Regions from separate parts of the Homo sapiens genome. Here region 2 is linked to region 1. A link is a loop called in an ENCODE intact Hi-C map of the cell type or tissue named here. Cell type or tissue: PC-9. All regions are shown on one strand. Each heading gives the region's core, and the rest is flanking DNA. Links, peaks and the distances in the headings are about the cores only. Region 1 has its middle 170 kb from the start of DAPK1. Region 2 has its middle 34 kb from the start of LINC02834.

Region 1 (8,339 bases), core at 194-8,193:
AAGGGGAATAAAACAAATGAATTGCTTTTCATTTTGAGAGACAGGCTGGTAGAGTGGTTAAGAGAGTTGACCCCAGAGCCAGCCTGGCGTTTAGTAGCTCAGTGTCTTCATCTATAAAGTGGGGAGTATCCACCCTATAGCACTGTCGTGAGGATTAAATTAATAAAAATATATAAAGCAGGATGAAAAACAGTAGTAAGTGTCTGCTATGATAATAAAAACAGTTGTATCCTGTAACTTGGAGGTCCCCAACCTTTTTGGCACCAGGAACTGGTTTTGTGGAAGACAATTTTTCCATGGACAAGGGTGGAGGGATGGTTTGGGGATGATTCAAGCACATTGCATGTATTGTGCACTTTATGTCTATTATTATATATTGTAATATATAATGAAATAATTATACAACTCACCATAATGTAGAACCAGTGGGAGCCCTGAGCTTGTTTTCCTGCAACTAGATGGTCCCATCTGGGGGTGATGGGAGACAGTGACAGATCATCAGGCATTAGATTCTTATAAGGAGCATGCAACCTAGATCCCTCACGTGTGCAGTTCACAATAGGGTTCATGATCCCATAAGAATCTAATGCCACTGCTGATCTGACAGGAGGTAAAGCTCAAGTGGTAATATGAGTGATGGGGAGTGACTGTACATACAGATGAAGCTTCACTTGCTTGCCCACCATGTGCCTCCCACTGCCTGGCCCAGTTCCTAACAGTCCATGGACTGGGGGCTGGGGACCCCTGCTGTAAACACATCACACATCTTCCTCAAGTTCCCAGTGTGATAGGAGGGGAACCCAAGTTGTTATGATTTTAAAGATATCCATGTTAATCACTTTTCTTGGAAAAGGAAGCTCCATTAAGATGTGAAAAATGTGAACTTGTTTCACAGGTGAAGTAAAAAAAGATGCAAAAAAATGCTAGGCTCTTTGTCCTCAGAAAAGAATATGGATCAATATCAGGCTTCCTCCAATATGTCCAAGTAGTGGGTTCCCAAAGGAAATATATTTGGGGACATTTTCTACCAAAAAATGGTATATCAAGTGATATGGTTTGTCTGTGTCCCCACCCAAATCTCATCTTAAATTCACAGGTATTGTGGGAGAGACCTGGTGGGAGGTAATTGAATCATGGGGACACGTCTTTCCTGTGTTGTTCTTCTGATAGTGAATAAGTCTCACGAGATCTGATGGTTTTAAAAACGGGAGTTTCCTTAAACAAGCTCCTTCTCTTTGTCTGCCACCATCCACGTAAGATGTGACTTGCTCCTCCTTGCCTTTCACCTTCCACCATGATCATGAGGCCTCCCCAGCCATGTGAAACAATAAGTCCATTAAACCTCTTTCTTTTGTAAATTGCCTAGTCTCAGGTATGTCTTTATTAGAAGCATGAAAACAAACTAATACTTTGAGCTACAGATATATGATGTATATCTATATAAGTCTAGATATATGATGTATCTATATATGTATCTTATATAGACAAAACATACATGAATTACTTATATATGTATAGATTCCCAGACTTGCCCACCCTAGCCTGTTGAAATCAACATGTACTGAAAGTGTAAGAGTATGAAAGAAGCATAGTCCCTACCACACACATGGGTTCCCCCAACCTTCCCTCCCAGCTACCCTACCCAGGCTTGGGCCTTGGGATACCCTGGTTCTGAGTCACCACCCGCTGCCTCTCAACATAGTAAGGGTGGAGATGGCAGAGAAAGAAAGTGAAGGGAAAATCTCTAGGGACCATGAGAGCTCAGGTGAGCAGGCAAACATGGAGGAAACTTTGCAACCCAAAACCTCTTCTCTGCCCAGCCCCTTCCTCCTACTCCATAGACCAAGGGTTAATCTCTTAAGAGAGTGTCTTCAGTTTTTCTGACAATGCCATTTTCCAGGCAGACTTTCTTTTTAAAGTAGTCAAATGCTTTTTTTTTTAATAACATAGATATGTCCTCTTTTTTTTTCTTGCCTTAGTGGTTTCCAGCCAACCATATACTTAAACCCGCCTGACCTAGTCATAGAACATGTGGCAAGGACACAACCTACAAGCAGTGGCCCGTTTTGTGTCTGTGGCTCCACAGATCACAGAGCCTGCTCTGGATGACTTTTCTCACCCTCCTCAGGCCCACCCAATGCCTTTGGAACTTGCTGACGGATGTGGTTCTCTGGTTACGATTCTTGGCGCTCTGCAACTGATACCTGCCTCCTCTTCTCTGGGATCTTCCTGAGCTCTGGCCCCCACTCTCCTGGGTTCCCATTGGCCACTGGTGCCCCTACCTTGCTAAATCAAAGATAAGTCACAAGACAGGCCACTTTCCTTCCAGCCTTCAGCTCGGTGGCCACGCAGTTCAGGCAGTTGACCACAACCCAATGACTGACAGACTGACTGTCTTTTACTTTTTCTTTTTCTTTTTCTTTTTCTTTTTTTGGATACAGAGTCTTGCTCTGTCACCCAGGCTGGAGTGCAGTGGTGTGACTTCAGCTCACTGCAACCTCCACCTCCTGGGTTCAAGCAATTCTCCTGCCTCAGCCTCCTGAGTACCTGGAACCACAGGTGCGTGCCATCACGCCTGGCTAATTTTAGTATTTTTAGTAAAGACAGGGTTTCACCATGTTGGACAGGCTGGTCTTGAACTCCTGACCTCAAGTGATCTGCCCACCTCAGCCTCCCAAAACACTGGGATTACAGGTATGAGCCACTGTGCCCGGCCTGAGTTTCTTATTCTGAGCTGAAACAAAGCTCAAGAGAGGGTCCAGAAAGGCTTCTGCATAAACAACTGATACCTGAAAACAGGCAGATTTTCAATGACAACGCCTTGTTTTGCAGCACCGTGATGTCAAGATTATACTGAATTGTGTGAATTAATTTGTTTTATAGATGAATCACAAACACTGGTTTTATTCCTAAGTAATATTTGATGAGTTTCATAACAATTTTTTTTGCAGAACCAAGAAAATAGATGACTCACAAGGGTAATAAAATAGGGTTCTCTCATTTCTCTTGGCAAAGCAAGCAGTCTCCATAAGTTAGTTTTTCTAAATACTTTTTTTTAAGCCAATAAAAAAATCTGAATGTGAACATAGCTATGGGTCATAAGATTCTCCAAGGGCCACAAGCACCTCTCACCCCGAATGTTAGATATTCTTTCTCAGAAGAGTCTCTAAAAAGAGAAATTTTCTCTCTCTTTTGAGTTATAAATAATTCACTTTACTTTTTCATCTTTGATATTTTCTGTGTTGAATATAATGTGGCAGAATCATTTTAAGGTGGGAAAAATTGTCCTAGCTTTCTTTTTTTTTAACTTTTTGGATTTCTTTGTGAGACCTTTTTTATCACCAGGCAAATTGGGGTTCACGTGTCACCAAAGCCAAGAAAATATGACAAAGCCAGAGTGCTTGAAAACAGCTGCAAAAAATTTTTTAAAAAAGGAGGGAGGGGAATGCAGAAGGGGAACAAAAAACCTTTTAAAGACAGTCAAGAAAGATGAGGCAAGTTTTGAAATGTTAATAAAATATGGAAAGATAAAACCATAACACAGTTCAGTTTTGTACCACACAGCATATTTTTCACGAAAACTGCATTTCTTTTTTTTTTTTTTTTTTTTTGAGACGAGTCTCACTCGTCGCCAGGCTGGAGTGCAATGGCGCGATCTCGGCTCACCCCAACCTCTGCCTCCCGGGTTCAAGCGATTCTCCTGTCTCAGCCTCCTGAGTAGCTGGGACTACAGGTGTGTGCCACCACACCCAGCTAATTTTTGTATTTTTAGTAGAGATGGGGTTTCGCCATGTTGGCCAGGATGGTCTCAATCCCTTGACCCTGTGATCCGCCCACCTCAGCCTCCCAAAGTACTGGGATTACAGGCGTGAGCCACAGTGCCCAGCTGGAAACTGCATTTCTCATCCCCATATTCACTTCATCTAGGCCAAAACCTTCTCTTACTATCCCCAAGATCATTATCCCCAAGGACTGTTGACATCATTTCCAATATTAAGATATATTCAAAACAAGTTCCTCCTTATCTGTTCTCTTTTGACATTTGTGCTGTGTTCATGCAACTGTTCAGAGGGCCCACTTTTCCACTTTGACTTTTCTCTCTGAGTCTCAAGGGAAAACACTTCTGATTTCATGGCCTGGACGAGCTGTCTGCACTGTCTCATCCTCTCACTTTCTCCATCATTCATTCATTCACTCATTCAGCCAAGGCTTGCAGACTTTACAGTTGAAAGACAGCATAGTGAAGCGTGGGTTTTAGAGCCAGACTGCCTGTTTCTTACCAGCTCCGTGACCTCAGGTGGTTGACTTACCACTCTGTGCCTCCATTTCCAATCTGTGAAATGGGAATGATGGCAACTATTCCCAACATTATAGAATCAGTGTGAGGATTAAATAAGCCAATGTTTACAACACACTTAGTACACAGCAAACCCTCAGCAAACATTTCTATTGCTATTGCTACCTGCAACTAACTTTTATTTGGTGCTGGGTATTTCTGAAGGAGATACAGAGGAAAAAAAATGATCTTTACCCTTTACCTCTCCCTGGGAAGATGTACTGCCACCCAAACTCAACAGATTTTTGTTTTAAATCACTGCAGCTAATTGTATTGACTTTTAAAACATGGTTTATTTGAGTATTGTAGGACCGTAGTGATTTCAGGCATCTGCACAAGTAACTTTATACACTAAGGTTAATATTGGGTCGTGAGCACAATCTCCCTTTCACCTTTGTTCCATCTTTGCTATGGAAATGGCTCCTCTCAGTGGACAAAATGAGTAATTACATATCCACATCCTCCCATTTAGAGGTCCTGTTCACCATAGTCACCAACATCATTAGTTAATTATTTAATGGAATTAAATTAAATTGTTTGTGTATAAATCTATTTGCGCAAAGATTTAGTCCACAAATTCAAATCCTATTACAATCGTACAACATCATAATTTCCTATCAGAAATTTAATACTGAGCTGTCCCCAACAAAACTCAAAGACATATTTCTACCTAATTAAAATGATGTGTATTCACCTAAAGATGTTTGTGAGGAGCAAGTAGCTTATATGCTTGTTTAATCCAAAGAATGTTTTAAAGGTTCGTCTGGGCCCTTGAAATCAGCAACATGAAATTGGAGGCCCCTATGTTAAGTGACGTCTCTTTACAGTAACTAGATTAAAAGGAGTGAATTGTCTAAATGTATGTTAGTTGAACATATACATTTATATATGTAAAAATATACATATACATTTTGTTGAATTCAATCACGGATGATGATGATGATGATAATGATGATGATGTTGATGAAGATGAAAATAAAGATCACGATGATAGCTAACACTTATGCAACATTTACTACATATGTGTCAGGCACTGTTTACAAACCTCACATGAGGCATTTCACTTTGTCCTCACAAAAACTCTTTCTAGTAGATGCTCTTATCATCCTCACTTTACAGATGAGGAAAGAGTCACAGAGCTTCAAACAACTTGTCTAGAGTACACAGCTAGGAAGTTGCTGAGCTGCAACTTGAACCTTCTTCCTGTGCCTAACAACTACACTATTATTCATCTTCAATAATGATTGGAAATAAAAAACTTGAATGGTATATGAACATTCACTTGTAGAGTTGGAATAAGTTATATGTATTCATAAGCATATGGTTAGTGAAAATGAAATATTATTTACAAGAAAACATTCCAAAGAAGATAAAGAGATAGCAAATAAACCCATGAAAGCATGCTCTACCTCATTAGTCATTAGCGAAATGCATAAAAAGACCACCACACCTCTATTAGAATGGGTAACTTAAGGCCGGGCATGGTAGCTCACGCCTGTCATCCCAGCACTTTGGGAGGCTAAGACGGGTGGATCACTTGAGGTCAGGAGTTCGAGATCAGCCTGGCCAACATGGTGAAACCCCATCACTACTAAAAATACAAAACTTAGCCAGTCGTGGTGTGGGTGCCCATAATCCTAGCTACTTAGAAGGCTGAGGCAGGAGAATCACTTGAACCCAGGAGGCAGAGGTTGCAGTGAGCCGAGATTGTGCTACTGCACTCCAGCCTGGGTGACAGAGCAAAATTCTGTCTCAAAAAAAAAAAATAATAATAGCAACTGGAAAACCTGTGCATTGCTGATGGAAATGCAAAATGGCACAGGGTTTTTGGGAAAGCTTTCTCTTATAAAGTTAAACATTCACTTATGACCCAGCAATCTCACTCCTAGGTATTCACCCAAGATCATGAAAACACATATGTCCACACAGATACCTGCAGATAAATATTTACAGTGGCTTTATTAATAATCATCAAAAACTTGAAATAATACAACTATCCATCCACTGGTAAATGCAGAAACAAACTATTATACATTCATGCAATGGAATGCTCCTCGGCCATAAACAAACACATTGCTAACATGTGCAACAACATGAATGAATCTCATGCTAAGTGAAAGAAGGCCACTCAAAACGCTACGTCCTATAGGATTCCATTCATGTGACAGTCTCCAAAAAGCAAACCTCCAGGGAAGGAGAATGGATCATTGGTTGCCAGATACTAGGTAGAGGAAAAGGCACAATGACCCCTTGGGATGATGAGAATGTCTATGACTTGATTTTGGGGGTGGTTACATGAGCATATGTGTTTTCCAAAATTCACAGAACGATGTGCCTAAAAAGGGTATTTTTTTTTTACCATGTTAGTTATACCTCAATTTGGACATTAAAATATAAAAGAAGGGAGGAAGGAAGAAAGGACTGGCTGGGTATGGTAGCTGGCACCTGTAATCCCAGCACTTTGGGAAGTCGAGGTAGGAGGATCATTTGAGCCCAGGAGACAGAGACCAGCCTGGACAACATAGTGACAACCTGCCTCTACAAAGAATAGAAAAAATTAACCAGGTATGGTAGTGCATGCCTATAGTCCCAGCTACCTGGGAGGCTGGAAAGGAGAATCGCTTGAGCCTGGGAGACATAGGCTGCAGTGAGCCATGACTGCACCACTGCACTCCAGTCTGGGTGATGGAGCAAGATCCTGTCTCAACAAGAGGAAGAAGAAGGATGAGGAGGGGAAGAAGGAGGGGGAGGAGGAGGAAGAAGGACTAACAAAAGACTCAAAGAAGAAGGAAGAAGAAGGGGAGGAGGAGGAGGAGGAGAAAGAAGAAGAAAGAAGGAGGAGAAGGAGAAGAAAAGAAGAAGAAGAAGAAGAAGAGAAGAAGAAAAGAAGAAGAAAGAAGAAGAAAGAAAAGAAGAAAGAAGAAGAAGGAAGAAGAAGAAAGAAGAAGAAAGAAGAAGAAGAACAAGAACAAGAAGAACAAGAAGAAGAAGAAGGAGGAGGAGGAGGAGGAGAAGAGGAAGAAGGAGAAGAAGAAGAAGAAGAAGAAGACCTAATAAAAGACTCAGTGTAGTCCAATGGTTAATAGTGTGGGGCTAGGGGTAGGCTTTCTGGGTTCAAATAGAGTTTGACCACTGTGGGACCTGAGGTAAGTTATTAAACCTCTGTGCCTCAATTTCCTCATATGAGATAACACTTATTACTTCAGAGCCGTCATGAGGATTAAATTAATGTTTTTAAAGCACTTAGAATAGTATCTGGCATACAGTAGGTTCTCAATAAGTATTCGTAGCATGAATAATATTATAGACCATAATGCAACACACTCTATCAGAAAATTATGTTAGCTTTAGAGGAGGCAGAATCAGGGCTGGCTGAGTCATGTGCCCTGAGGCTGGTGCCTACTAATCCAAGCCAGCAATAGGCATCAGATTCACATCTGTTTTAACCTCCTGATTCTGAATATTCAGCTAAATCCCTAGTAGATTCACACTGCTCCAAACCAACCCCTAAACTAGGATCTCCACTAGCACCAAACTTGTCTGTCCAAACTCAAAGTTAAAGACCAGATTTCCATAAATTCCTGGGTGTAGAATTTACAGTGTGAGTAACTTCCGCCACAAAAGCTCAACTGATCATAAGCAGTTTCCCCACAAGTCCACCACATTCCTTCTACTCCACTTGGATGTGGGGACATTCACAATGGCAGGAAGAGAACCCTGGCAGACTCTGCTGGACTCACCCCAGAGATAGGTGGTCTCTCAGTAGTGATGAGAGTGAGACTCAGGAATACAGAGGGAAGGGAAATGAGGCAGGGGCCACCTGCAGAGAGTGCTCCCGTGGCTGGATCTAGTGAGATCACCCTTCAAGAAGCCATGCAAATGGCACTACAGGACAGTTAGTCCAGGGGTGCAAAGCGGAAGAATTTATCCACTGGCTCCTATGTCCCAGGGTCAAATGTTTGCCCCGTGTGGCGTTGCCTCCGCCATGCTTCATGGCTGTGCA
Region 2 (8,339 bases), core at 331-8,330, 580 kb before region 1:
CCACAGCTCCTTGTATATGGGCATCTGTGTTTATGACCCATGGAAATCTCTCTCATAAAAATCGACGAACCACCTCTTACTCACCGACGTCAATCGCTTTTATTCAAGCCCATCATTATTATCCTCGAAGTTACTGCACTGTCCCTTCTGATTTCCCTACAACTTGCCCACATCTTTGTGAACAATCCCTTTGTTAAATTCTCCTAGGCTACCCAATTTTTTTTTTTGGACGGAGTCTCACTCTGCCACCCAGGCTGGAGTGCAATGGCATGATCTCTGCTCACTGCAACCTCCGCCTCCCGGGTTCAAGCAATTCTTCTACCTCAGCCTCCCAAATAGCTGGGACTACAGGCGTGTGCCACCATGCCCAGCTAATTTTTGTATTTTTAGTAGAGACAGGGTTTCACCATATTGGCCAGGCTGGTCTCAAACTCTTGACCTTGTGATCTGCCCGCCTCGGCCTCCCAAAGTGCTGGGATTACAGGTGTGAGCCACCACGCCTGGCTTAGGCTATCCAGTTTGAGTGTGCTGTGTGTTTCCTCCCTGACTCATGCAATAGGCTTTGGGCACTGGTCCAAGAAACACACTGTCCCATGGGAAAACTCATTCTTCTTACACTTTCTTTCCTCCCTTCACTTCCATGTCATCATTCTCATTTGGGTGTTTTCCTCTGGCTCCTCCCTCCAGTCACTCACTGGCTCAGGTTCTTCCACGTACACCTCAACCTTGGCATTTCCCAGGTCTCTGCCCTCTGCCATTTCTCTCCAGCCTGTCTTTGGGGTTCTCATCTACCTGTGGTTTCCACCTTAGGTTCCACAGTCAGATCTGTCAGATGCTCTCTTCTTCACTTCTGCCAGGGGGTGCAGAGAAACCTCAAACATAAGAGGTCCTCGGTTAGACGTGATCTCTGTGTTCTGTCCTGTTCTCCATCTCAGACAGTGACTCTGCCATTCATCCAGTCATCCATGCTGAAGCCATCGGAGTCACCCAAGAGCCTCTTTCCATAGCTCCCCTGTGGTATCCTCCTAGTTCCTGTCCCTTCCGCTCCTAGAGTCTCTGCTCCTATCCATCCCTCTCAGTGTCTCCCCTCTCACTCCCTCAGTGGGAGCCCTTCTCTTTCATACAGCCTGCTTTTCAGACTCCTAAGTGGCTCCTGCTCTTGTCCATTCTCCAAATGGCCACCACTATGTCTTTCAAAAATAAATTGGATGGTGTTTCCTACTTTAAAATCTCAGATGCCTTCTTATTGCTGATGGAAGTCTCACCACCTCAGCATGGCACACACAGTTGACTTGGGCTACTTTTTCAGATTTGTTACCACCACCCTCTTTTATTCATCAAAAATGCTAGCCATAAAGAAGTCCTAGTTGTCCCTTGAACATATGGTGCATTACTTCATGGGGGAACCTTTAAATGGGTAAATCATTTCAGGAATGTTCTTCCCAAGCGTCTCATCCTGCTTAATTTTCAAGGTCAGATTTAAAGTGCTCTGGACTCCACAGGTGATGGGATAAAATATAGATGTTAAGAACTAGGGATTCTTAGTTAAAATTCTGCCAAACTTGATTCCCATTTGGGTAATGGCTTTGCCGCCATGTCCTCGATGGCTGGTCCAGTCCTGGTCTGGAGGAAGGGCTCAGCAACTTCTAGCTAAGTAAATGCAGTGTTATTTCCCTAGGCATCACTGATCTCCCTAGCTGCCTGCATCTGAGCCTCCTGCACCATCACACATCCCCTCAGTGGGCACTACTCTTATTTGTGATGTTTCCCCTACTGAGCTATGACCTCTGAAGATCAGGGACCACAGTCATTCATCCTACAAACTGGTATTAGCTCTACTCAGTGCTAGGCGCTGTCCTAGGGGATTAGGTTTTAGCAAGGCACAAAACTGACCAAGGTCTCTGCCCTTAGATAGCTTACATTTTAGCACTGGCAGACTCAGGAGCATATTCAGTGAATAAATTGTGTGATATTAGAAAACAGTGCTAGTAAAAACATAGTACAGCAGAGCTAGGAGTCATGGCTCATGCCCAAATTCCCAGCTACTCCGGAGGCAGAGGCAGGAGGATACCTTGGACCCAGGAGTTGGAGGCTGCGGTAAGCTGTGATCACACCACTGCACTCCAACCTGGGGGACAGAATGAGACTCTGTCTTCTTAAAAAAACAAAAAACAAAGTAGAGCAGGAGAGGAAATTGGGGGTTGCAAAGGTTGGACTGTCAGGATACATTTCAGAGGGAAGACACAGAGTAAAATTTGAAGGCAGCTGGGCATCATTCATTAAAATTCTGCTGAAATGTAGTCTCTATTTGGATAATATCAACCAAGGATTTGCCAAGGAGCTCTCTGAACAGAGAACATTCCAGATAGAGGGGACAGTTGAAGAAAGGCCCCATAAGGGACACGGATGAAGCTGGAAACCATCATTCTCAGCAAACTATCGCAAGGACAAAAAACCAGACACCTCATTTTCTCACTCATAGGTGGGAATTGAAACGTGAGAACACATGGACACAGGAAGGGGAACATCACACTGGGGCCTGTTGTGGGGTGGGGGGATGGGGGAGGGATAGCATTTGGAGATATACCTAATGTTAAATGACGAGTTACTGGGTGCAGCACACCAACATGGCGCATGTATACATATGTAATTATCCTGCACGTTGTGCACATGTACCCTAAAACCTAAAGTATAATAAAAAAAAGAAAAGAATAAAAGGCCCCAAGGCCGACCTGTGCCTGGAACTTCTGGGAACACAGAGGAAGCTGAGCCTCTGGTGTAGAGCAAGTGAGTAAGGGGCGGGAGGTAAAGAGGGGAGTCAGGGAGGTGAGGAGCATGGGGCCTTGGGCAGGGTCCCATCTGTAAAACGCAGATGACCTCAAGGATGCTGTTTGAAGGTTAGATGAGGTGATATATGAAAAGTACTCGGCACAGTCTAACACCACAGGGCTGTCCAATGGAAACATCATGTGAGCCACACGCGCAATCCTAAATTCCTAATAGCCACAATTTTAAAATGCCAAGAAATGGTGAAATTAAATTAAATAATATTTTCCTTAACTTTCTGTATATTGTCTTGCTATATATAAACATAATAGTATATATATATTTAACAACAAAATATTATCATTCTAATGTGTCATCAATGTAAAAAATTATTAATAAGATATTTTACATTTTTTTAAATAAAATCTTCAGAATCTGGTGTGTGTTTTATTCTTACATCTCAATTCAGCCAGTCACATTTTAAGGACTGCACAGCCAAGTGTGGCTAACAACTGCCGTATTAGACAGTGCAGGTCTGGCACATTGTAAATGCTTAAAAAACATTAAATATCATGAAACACGACAGGAATTGGGAAATATGCTTGGTCCTGGTATTGAAGGAGGAAGAAATGGAAACTTTGGAGGCTTGTATCAAATAAAGGTCTGATGGCCTCTCCTGCTGGTTTTCCTCCCTGTCCCTTGGTATGGGATCCCAGAATTTCTCAACTTGAAGTGACCTAGAAATGCAGTCTAACAGGAAAGATCAGGTGCCAGCCTGTAGGTGACTTGGAGAGGCAAGAATGTGAGTCCTCTGTCTCCCGGGGTTCCTCTGCCACCTCTGTTCCAGCTCCTATTGCGACTCATATCTCACTACACCATGAGTCACTTCATCCAAGTCTCTGCTTGGCCTAAGGTCACACCCAGAATTTCTACCCTGGGAGTTTCTCCACTGAAGGTGTCTGATTTCAAGATCTGGGTTGTGTTTTCAAACAACACTTCAGCACCTTTCAAAGTGACGTCATGGTAAGAGTGATGGTATTAACTCCAGCCCTGGTACTAGGGGATGGATGGCAAGAGCTCAGACTCCCGGCAAGCTGGCTGCTCAGAGAGGGACACAAGGGAAAGCTCCACCTATTAGCTGTGTTTTTCCAACTAAAGATTTAATTAAGCCACTGCTGTGTCAATATTCTTAGCATGCCACCCACCTCTTCCCTTGGATGAAAACATTGTTTGGTTGCCAAGCACGGATTCAGAGGGGAATTGAAGCTCGCTAGAGGGAAAACAGTATCGAGATGCAACCTATAGTCCCTCCATGGAAGGGCCATTTGGTGTGGGCTTCTGGTTGCTTTGTGGTTTCTGCAGGCTGTGCACACAGCTGCACTCCAGACCTGGAACAGGGCCTCAAACCTTTCAAAGGGCTCCTATGGAATTACTTGACTTCCTTTTTCTCTTCTGTCAGCTTCTGTCTTTCTCTCAGGAAAGAGTGTCCAGTGGGCAAACTGGGTTTGCCACCCTGGTTCCTTAAAACCATAATTGTTAGTCTTTCTGTTCGAACAGCTCTTTATTATAACAGTGCTGCTTTTGCCGTTGTGTTTTGAGCACCTGTCTTATGACTTGAACCTTGCATCTGTCATTTCTTATCTTCTACAAGCCTGTGAGGGAGGTGGCATTACTATCTTTATTTTAAATGGTTGAGCAAATAGAAGGATTGAGAGGTTAAGTAACTTGCTCAAGGTCACTAAGTCTCAGACTTGGGATTTGACTTGACTATTGCTACTTTCAAAAAAAAAATAGTAATAACAATAAAATATAGTAAGTGGCAATACACAATGAGCATCCAATGAAAGGAAGCATCATTATAACACAAATTGGATAAATGTATAATTTATGTTGGCACCTCACTCTTCCTGCTACTGGGCCAGAAGTGCTGTCATTACACAGACTTGCTTTGCATTTTAATAGATAATAACGGATTCCCGAGGAAGCAGTGTCTTCTTCTGGTGCTACTGATTCTCAAGTGATGGACAGTCAAGTTCTGAGGGAATGAGGCAGTCTAGGAGCTTGCATTTGCAGAGAAAGGGTGAAAAGAAAGAGTGGCACAGGTTTCCAGATAGAAAGAGGGCAAAGATCGATTTACTCGCTTTAATTTTGTATGTGGCTGATTGTGGCAGAGATGATTCCTGCTTCCTGGATATTCCCTATGCCCCTCTCCATTTTCCAGCCTCCCTTGCAATTAGATCAGGTCATGTGACTTGTCCTAGTGAATTAAAGCGGGGGCACTGTATATATCTTTCTGGCTAAGAGGGCATTTGTTTCCTCCATCCCTTTCTTTTCCTACCTTAGCAATCTCAAAAAGCACATGTTCCAAAAGCCTACAGGATGGAGGACAGCGTCTGAATCCCTTTAGACTTTGAAGCAACCAAGAAATAAGGCTTTATTGTGCTATGCTACTGAAATTCTAGGGCTCATCTGTCCCTGCAGCAGAGCCTGGCCCATTCTGAATGGTGCGCCCATGACCCTTGATTGTCAAGTCCCTTCACCGTCAGCATTTTTTTTTGTATGAGCCAGTTTCTACTTCTCAGAAGGGAGCAAAATGGTGCTTTGGCCAAGGATTGGCTTATTCTTCACCCTGAAATGGCGTGGCCTAGGATTGGCCTATTCTTCACCCTGAAATGTGACCATCCTGAGATTATTTTCCCAGTGGTAATAAGGTGTTGGCACCATTTCCTCTGCCTCTTTTGGCATAGGGCAGAGGCAACCATCCCTCTAGGAGGACAGAGACACTTGCAGATGAGGACTTCTCAGTCAGTTCTCTTGGTTTCTATGTCTTTGTCCTCTCCCGGTTTCTTTTCTACTTCATGGGAGAATCCTTGAGTTCCTGCTGACTTCTCCCTCCCTTCTCCATATCTGAACTTTAGGGCACCCCCAGAGTTATATCCTGGAACTCCTTCTCTTGGCATCCCAGGTGATTCCCCTGGTCCATGACTTTAAACACCATCCCTATGCAGATGATTCCCATCTTCATATCTCTATCCCTGACCTGGAGCCAAGAGGACCCATTTATTCAGTTGCTTCCCTGACATCTCTACTCTCATAGACATTAAAAACTTAGCATGCCCATAAGGAGCCACGGATTTACCCACACCTCCTCCTTCTGTCTTTCTCAGAAGACTCCTCCTGTGCCATGTCTCTGTTAATGACACCACTCACAACTCAGTTAAGCAGATCTGAATCTAGGCTTCATCTCTGATTCCCCTCCTTACCTTACCTTCCACATCTAATCCATCACGAAGTTCTCTCAGCTCTAGCTCCAAAACATATATCCTGAATTTTCCATGTCTTCCCACCTTTGCAGCTACTGACTCATCCAGACATTACTAAATCTCACCTGGACTAGGCCTCTTGTGTTGTGTGCCTGCTTTCATCCACTATTTTCTTTCCTTGTTCTTTACATAGCAGCATGGGGTATTATTCAATAACATAAATCAGGTCACTGGATATCTAGTGGCTTTTCATGACACTTTGAACAATAATCTGCCATAAAATATAGTTATATACCTTGACCTAGTGTCGGTTGCCTCTCTTTCCTCATCTCTTGCCCGTTTCCTTTTGGTCACTGGACTCGAGCCCATTGGCTTTCTTTTGGCTTCTCTAACACTATAAGCTTTGTCCTGCCTCAGGGACTTTGCACCTGCTATTCCCTGTGCCCTCAGGACTTTACATGGCTGGATCCTTCTTGACATTTATGTCTTGAGTCAAAAGTCACCTTCTCAAAGAGATCTCAAAGAGGCCATACTCAAAGTAAATCAGGCTGGGGATCCCCGCTGTCTCTGATTGCCCTGCTTCCATGGCCATGGCCTCACAGTGCTCATCATCTTCTGAAGTAGCAGTATTATTTATCTGTGTAATTATCATTATGTGGAGTAAGAATCTAAGTGTCATGAAAGCAAGAACTTTGTCTTTTCACTGCTGTATCCCTACCTAGCATGTAGTTGATCAATACAATACTTGTTGGAAGATGAATGAATGAAAGGAAGTACCTACTTGAGGTCAATTCCCTGTAGTGGTCTATACGTTTAACAGCTAGAAAAGAGGGCTTCACCTAGGAAGTTCTGCCTCTACTTAGACCTGAACGAAAGCCACCTCTATCCTGGACCTGTTGCTTTATAGGGCCTTACTCTGACCCTTCTCTGGCCTTGCTGCTCCCCATAGGATCAAGGGGCAAAGAGGATGTGCCCTCCCAGAGTGCAGTCTAGCAGGAGGTATGACCCTTCCAGAAATCCTTTCTAGAGTGCCCCCTTTCTAGACTCCAGAATTCCCTGTGCAAGGACCTCAAGCCCGCTTCCACGGCCTGCATAGGATCTTTCCCCATGTCTGTCCTCTAAAGGGCAGTCCAATGTGTGCAACCCTAGGTGCCAGTTTCAACATGGAACTCCAAGAATTCTGCAAATTCCATGTTGGAAGTTGGCCTTCTAGGTCATGATGAAGGCAGGAGGATAGAAGATTACGTATCAGGCAGTTTGTGAGCTTGGTTTCTATATTCTAAGTATTTATGTGTGACCTCCATTGGGACTGTTTTCTAAGCCTGCAAATGCTGCGGGCAGGCCTGCTTCAGCGTGCGGGGTAGATTCCTCTTGCATTTATGTGAGATCGGGTGGAGGTTGGTGAACTCCCTTCAGTCATCAAAGCGGAGGGGCCTCCCTAGGAAAGAGCCCCCAACTTCATAGGATGCAATAAGCCACGTTCCTTTCCTACTTTTGTATTTCCAATATCCCCTGCTTGCTCTCCCTACGATAATTAAGAGAAGTTATGGTAAAGAATTTGTGAACAAGCTACATGTCCCATAACAGGGGATTAAATAAATAAATTAAGTGAATCTGTCCAATGCAATGCTCTGTATATATTACAATGTTTTAGAAAAATAATTGGCAGCACTGGAATAATAACAATGATGGCAGTGCCCACATCTTGGGTGCTTGGCCTTGGCCAGGAAGTGTGCACAACCCTTCACATGTACGATCTCATTTAGGTCTCACAACTAAATGGTGCTTTATTAGTTTGAGTTATCAGTGAGGGAACCAAGCTTTAAAGAATTTAATTATCCAAGGGTGTGGGACTAGAGAGTTGTTCTCTGAGTCTTTGGAACTGGACCATAGCTCCTCCTTGGAAGTGGAGTCTTCTAGAATTGCTGGAGCCCTTCCCCTAGGAGAAGTGAGCCCTGAACCCTTTGACTCTCATCTTGCTTTCCCCTTCCCTTGGCCTCTGAATATTCAACCTCTTTAAGCCTCAGTTTTTTCACCAGTGAAATGGGAATAGCAATTGTAGTGATGCCTGTAATTATGAAGATTATGTGGAATAAGCATGTAAGCTGGGAAGTGCTCATAAACCATACCCAGTAAGGGTTGGTCCTGGCTCTTTCTGTAAGTCCCAATTTTTCTTCTTTGATGCTGGTCATCTGCTATTCATCTCCTCCCAGGCATGCAGGGACCAGGAGGTGGGAGAAGTGGCTGTCCTCATCATTCCATCCCTGTGGGTGGGGGCATGGTTGAAACCATCTGGAGCTTCCACACCAC

What was found. Hi-C counts contacts between places; a loop is a spot of excess contacts. Peaks named below come from ENCODE experiments on the same cell type or tissue, not always from the same donor. Only the 100,000 strongest peaks of a DNase experiment are listed, where the experiment ranks them.
Region 2: a loop joins it to region 1, with 4 times the contacts of the local background. A loop is called at or near these places in 2 of 110 quality-filtered maps.

What each region holds. Positions count from the first base shown.
Region 1 is chr9:87,320,053-87,328,391 of GRCh38, forward strand. No RefSeq gene overlaps it. Among named protein-coding and RNA genes, the nearest start is that of DAPK1, 170 kb to the right of the region's middle. In PC-9, for the core only: CTCF peaks have their summits at 4,761 and 4,965; no DNase peak of the experiment used is centred there.
Region 2 is chr9:86,737,880-86,746,218 of GRCh38, forward strand. No RefSeq gene overlaps it. Among named protein-coding and RNA genes, the nearest start is that of LINC02834, 34 kb to the left of the region's middle. In PC-9, for the core only: CTCF peaks have their summits at 3,436 and 3,637; DNase peaks (open chromatin) are centred at 632 and 3,622; H3K27ac peaks cover 3,252 bases.